Regions from separate parts of the Homo sapiens genome. Here region 1 is linked to region 2. Evidence: read pairs that join two places in POLR2A ChIA-PET (ENCODE). Cell type or tissue: PC-3. All regions are shown on one strand. Each heading gives the region's core, and the rest is flanking DNA. Links, peaks and the distances in the headings are about the cores only. Region 1 overlaps SYP (synaptophysin). Region 2 has its middle 11 kb from the start of TIMM17B.

Evidence for each region. Peaks named below come from ENCODE experiments on the same cell type or tissue, not always from the same donor. Only the 100,000 strongest peaks of a DNase experiment are listed, where the experiment ranks them.
Region 1: POLR2A ChIA-PET joins it to region 2 with 11 read pairs; 2 of 35 experiments call an interaction of 5 or more read pairs at or near these places.

What each region holds. Positions count from the first base shown.
Region 1 is chrX:49,189,949-49,192,859 of GRCh38, reverse strand. It overlaps SYP (synaptophysin), which reads left to right. Exons shown (of 7, transcript NM_003179.3): 6 at 1,097-1,427. The coding sequence ends at 1,423. Among named protein-coding and RNA genes, the nearest start is that of PRICKLE3, 5.0 kb to the right of the region's middle. RefSeq lists an enhancer at 1,628-1,697 and a silencer at 2,537-2,616. In PC-3, for the core only: no CTCF peak of the experiment used is centred there; a DNase peak (open chromatin) is centred at 1,579; H3K4me3 peaks cover 1,767 bases; H3K27ac peaks cover 650 bases.
Region 2 is chrX:48,885,706-48,888,616 of GRCh38, reverse strand. No RefSeq gene overlaps it. Among named protein-coding and RNA genes, the nearest start is that of TIMM17B, 11 kb to the left of the region's middle. In PC-3, for the core only: no CTCF peak of the experiment used is centred there; no DNase peak of the experiment used is centred there.

The DNA.
Region 1 (2,911 bases), core at 161-2,660, 300 kb before region 2:
GTCACAGCCTCTCAAGGTTCAGTTGAGCATGCATAATCGAAGACTAATAATAGGTCCTGCTCCAAAGTTGAGTATTTATTGAACTAAGAATACGGAGTGCTCAGAAAAGGGCCTGGCACAAGGTAAGTCGTATACAAGGGTTACAGATGCTAAGATTACAACTTTTCTTTCCTGTCACTTGCTGGATGTGAGACTTCAGGTAACTTAGCCTCTAGGGCCTCAGTTTCCTCAACTGTAAAATGGAGATAGTATTTCCTGCCCAAAACTGAATTTTAAGTGAGCTTATAACATGTAAAGCTCTTAGAAGAGGGCTTGGCATATAAGGAAAGGTACAGAAAGTGTTTTATGTCTTAAAATTACTTTATGTGGCCGGGTGCGGTAGCTCACGCCAGTAATCCCAGCACTATGGGAGGCCGAGGCGGGCAGATCACCTGAGGTCGGGAGTTCAAGACCAGCCTGACCAACATGGAGAAACCCCATCTCTACTAAAAATACAAAATTAGCTGGTGTGGTGGTGCATGCCTGTAATCCCAGCTACTCGGGAGGCTGAGGCAGGAGAATTGCTTGAACCCGGGAGGCGAAGGTTGTGGTGAGCCGAGATCGTGCCATTGCACTCCCGCCTGGGCAACAAGAGCGAAACTCCATCTCAAAAAAAAAATTATGCAAGTTTCATATATCTTATACATGTGCACTTATACATATATTTTATCTACATTTATTTAGATGCATGTTAGTGGTATAGCTATATTTAATAAGTTTGTATCCTTACATTTTACTATGAATATATTACAAATTTACATTTTAAACATGCATAAATGTGTATATAATGTGTATATGTGCAAATATGTAAATAATTGTATATGTAATACTGATAGATCGCAGCATCCCCAGGGCTCCAAATTCTTCTAACACGCCCACCCCGCCAGAGGTGATTTTTCTGCACATCGACGTTCTCGCACTGGGACTCAGAGAGTCTGGGTTTCAGAAACCCCCACCTTGCGGAGCCTACGGATTCATTCCCCGCATGCTCATTCCTGCACGCAGGGCCGCCAAGGCAATGGGCGGGGTACCACAGCCGAGCCTTGTCTCCCTGCAGGTGTTCGGCTTCCTGAACCTGGTGCTCTGGGTCGGCAACCTGTGGTTCGTGTTTAAGGAGACAGGCTGGGCCGCCCCGTTCCTGCGCGCGCCTCCCGGCGCCCCCGAGAAACAACCGGCACCCGGGGACGCCTACGGCGATGCAGGCTACGGGCAGGGCCCCGGCGGGTACGGGCCCCAGGATTCCTACGGGCCTCAGGGCGGCTACCAGCCTGACTATGGTCAACCAGCCGGCAGCGGTGGCAGTGGCTACGGGCCTCAGGGCGACTATGGGCAGCAAGGCTACGGCCCGCAGGGTGCACCCACCTCCTTCTCCAATCAGATGTAGTCTGGTGAGTGACCGGCGAGCGGTGCGGCCAAGGAGGGTACAAGGAAGGAGACGAGCGGGTCAGTGAACCAATAAGAGTCAGGGGTAGAGAGTACGTAAGGCGTTTACTGGGGCAAGTAAGGACTGAAGTTTGAAGGAGCCAATCAAGAGGCAGAACTACCTGCTAAGAGCTGAAAAACTAGCTAATGAATGGAGAAAAGAAGAATGGTGCTTCAAGATGGACAGAATGAAGAGCCAATGGGAGGGAGGTAGAAGGGCAACTCGGCGGAAAGGCGGGGGGAGAGAAGCAGAGCAACCAATAAAGGGAGGGAATATCGGGGGACTTGCGCAGTGGCGAATCAGCGGAGCGCAAGAGCCACGGAAGCGACGAGGAGGTGGGTCTTAGAAGTGACTGATAAGCCAATAGGTGATAAGGCCAATAGATGGTGAGGGTAAATGGGCGTGGATCTTGAAGGTCAGACGAGCTCACCAATCCGGGAGGAGGGGATAGATCTGCCGCCTCTCCCCAACGCTGGAGGGGAGGGAAGTAGTGTGGAATTTCAAAGGAGGAAGAGGGATAGGGTGGGGTCCTGGAAAGGTTTGCCGGCCTTCTTGCTGGGCCTTAAAAGAGAAGTGAGGGTCGGGGCTTGGTGGCTCATGCCTGTAATCTCAGCACTTTGGGAGACCGAGGCGGGCGGGCCGCTTGAGCCCAAGAGTTCGAGACCAGCCTGGGCAACATGATGAAATCCCACCTCTACAAAAAATACAAAAATTAGCCGGGCGTGGTGGCATGCATCTGTGGACCCATCTACTCAGGAGGCTGAAGTGGGAGGATCACTTAAGCCCAGGAGGTTGAGGCTGCCGTGAGCTATGATCCTGCCACTGCACTCCAGCCTGGGCAACAGAGCGAGACCTTGTCTCAAAAAAAAAAAAAAAATGGAAAGAAAGAAAGGAAGAAAAAAAGAAAGAAAGAAAAGAGGCCAGGTGAGGTGGCTCATGCCTGTAATCCCAGCACTTTGGGAGACCAAGGTGGGCAGATCACCTGAGGTCAGGAGTTCGAGACTAGCCTGGCCAACACGGTGAAACCCCGTCTCTACTAAACATATAAAAATTAGCCGGGCATGGTGGCGCACGTCTGTAGTTCCAGCTACTCTGGAGGCTGAGGCAGGAGAATCGCTTGAATCTGGGAGGCGGAGGTTCCAGTGAGTCGAGATTGCGCCACTGCACTCCAGCCTGGGCAACAGAGCGAGACTCTGTCTCAAAACAAAAAAAAAAAGAAAAAGAGAAGTGAGATTTCCCTCAGATAGGAGGGAGGATATAGGGGAGGAAAGGCAGGAGGAAAAGGCTAAGGGGTGGCTAAAAAGTGGGGGAAGGCAAGAAGGTGGCAATACTTGGATGGAGGTAGCTTCTGACACTGGGTTAGCCAGGATGGAAAGGGCATCCCACATCTAATTCATCAAAAAATCCTGTGGGTCCTACCTTCAAAAAATATATCCTTCATCTTCCACT
Region 2 (2,911 bases), core at 255-2,754:
AGTGATCCGCCCGCCTTGGTCTCCCAAAGTGCTGGGATTACAAGTGTGAGCCACTACACCTGGCCTATTATTATTATTATTATTATTATTTTATTATTTTCGAGACAGAGTCTTGCTCTGTCACCCAGGCTGGAGTACAGTGGCGTGATCTCAGCTCACTGCAAACTCCACCTCCTGGGTTCAAGCAATTCTCCTGCCTCAGCCTCCCAGGTAGCTGGGCTTACAGGCACACACCACCATGCCCAGCTAATTTTTGTATTATTTTTTTTTTTTAGTAGAGATGGGGTTTCACCATGTTGGCCAGGCTGGTCTAAAACTCCTGACCTCAGGTGATCCACCTGCCTCGGCCTCCCAAAGTGATGGGATTGCAGATGTGAGCCACTGTGCCTGGCCCCAGCCTATTATTTTTAATAGACACATAATAATTGTAAATATTTATGGGGTACAGTGTGACTTTTTCATTTTGAGGCAGGATCTCACTTTGTCGCCTGGGCTGGAGTGCAGTGGCACCATCATAGCTCACTGCACCCTCAACCTCCTGGGTTCAAGCGATCCTCCTGCCTCAGCCTCCCAAGTAGGTGGTACTACAGGCATGCACCACCATGCCTGGATAATTTTTTATTTATTTTATTTTATTTTATGTTATTTTATTTTATTTGAGATGGAGTCTTGCTCTGTCACCCAGGCTGGAGTGCAGTGGCGCAATCTCAGCTCACTGCAAGCTCCGCCTCCCGGGTTCACGCCTTTCTCCTGCCTCAGCCTCCCGAGTAGCTGCGACTACAGGCGCCCGGCACCACGCCCAGCTAATTTTTTTGTATTTTTATTAGAGACGGGGTTTCACTGTGTTACCCAGGATGGTCTCAATCTCCTGACCTCGTGATCCGCCCGCCTCGGCCTCCCAAAGTGCTGGGATTACAGGCGTGAGCCACCACGCCCGGCCTTTATTTTTTATTGAAGACAAGATCTCACCATGTTTCACGGGCTGCTCTTGAACTCCTGGGCTCAAGTGATCCTCCCAAAGCGCTGGGATTACAGGCAAGAGCAGCCTGGCCTGGCCTATAGCTGTACTTTTGTATTTGTTAACCAACCTTTTGCTCTCCCCACTGTGGACAGACTTGACTTAATGGAGATGGCGTTGGTAACGATCCTGGGCATTTCAGAGGGTTCTGTAGTTGTACAGGGACTCAAGACAGACATTCTTGTCAAAGTTTCTCAATTCAACACTTCACCAAATCAGATGGTGTAAACAAACTTTATGATGGAGATTGGACTCTCTCCCCCCACAGCCAAAAGGAAACTTAGATTCCTTTAGTTAATTATAAAGACAATCATTATTAAGGCTAGTGTCTGGATCTGGAATTTAATTAGGTGAACATTAAAAAGAAAATACATTTAGGCCTATGGAGCTAACTTTTTATTGCAAAATACAAAGGATAGTCAATTTTCTTTAAATTTCAGTGAAATAATGAGCATGTTATGTTTTCCATCTACAAAATCAAAGGATTCCTTTAGGATCTGTCCCCCACTTAGCCCCCTTTCAGTTCAAACAGGCTTTCCTTCTTTCGTTCTTTTTGAGACAAGGTCTCATTCTGTCACCCAGGCTGAAGTGTAGTGGTGCCATCTCAGCTCACTGCAGCCTCAACCTCCTGGGCTCAAGTGATTCTCCTGCCTCAGCCTCCCGAGTAACTGGGACCACAGGCGTGAGCCACCACATCCAGCTAATTTTTATACTTTTTTGTAGAGATGGGGTTTTGCCATGTTGCCCAGGCTGGTCTTGAACTCTGGGGCTCGAATGATCTGCCTGCCTTGGCCTCCCAAAGTGCTGGGGTTACAGGCATGAGCCACTGTGCCCGGCCAACACAGGCATCTTCTGAGATGTGCCAGATACTATGTGGTCCTTGGATGTTGACTCATGTATGATGCTCCTGCTTTATCCCTCAAACTGACTATGGGGTACTTCCAGGTCTAACTCTCGGTTAAATCTGTATCCCCTAGAGGCATAGGAAATATTTGCTTGCTCTTCCCAGCCATAACGGGAGTGCAGTGGTTTTGTGGGGCCCATCTGCCTAGACCGACATACAGATATGTCTACCCAAAAAGACATAGTCAGCTTCAAACACATATGGTTGACAAAGGATGAATAGCCACAATACAAGGGGACTTCAAAAAGTGTGGAAAAATGAAATGACAATTGCCTTTGTTTGATGAGAGGAGTAGGCAGGAGCATTGTTGTGGTGGAGAAAGATTTTCTGGTGAAGCTTTCCCAGGTGTTTTTCTGCTAAAGCTTTGGTTTTCTCAAAACACTCAGAATACATAACTTTTTTTTTTTTTTTTTGAGACAGAGTCTCGCTCTGTCGCCCAGGCTCAAGTGCAGTGGCTCGATCTCGGCTCACTGTAACCTCTACCTCCCAGGTTCACGCCATTCTCCTGCCTTAGCCTCCCAAGTAGCTGGGACTACAGGCACCCGCCACCACGCCTGGCTAATTTTTTGTATTTTTGGTAGAGATGGGGTTTCACCATGTTAGCCAGGATGGTCTCGATCTCCTGACCTCGTGATCCGCTTGCCTTGGCCTCCCAAAGTGCTGGGATTACAGGCGTGAGCCACCGCGCCCGGCCCTTTTTTTTTGGAGACGGAGTCTTGCTCTGTTGCCCAGGCTGGAGTGCAATGGCGTGATCTCTGCTCACTGCAAGCTCCACCTCCCGAGTTCATGCCATTCTCTTGCCTCAGCCTCCTGAGTAGCTGGGACTACAGGTGCCTGCCACCACGCCCGGCTAATTTTTTTGTATTTTTAGTAGAGACAGGGTTTCACCATGTTAGCCAGGATGGTCTCGATCTCCTGACCTCGTGATCTGCTCGCCTTGGCCTCCCAAAATGCTGGGATTACAGGTGTGAGCCACTGCGCCCGGCCCT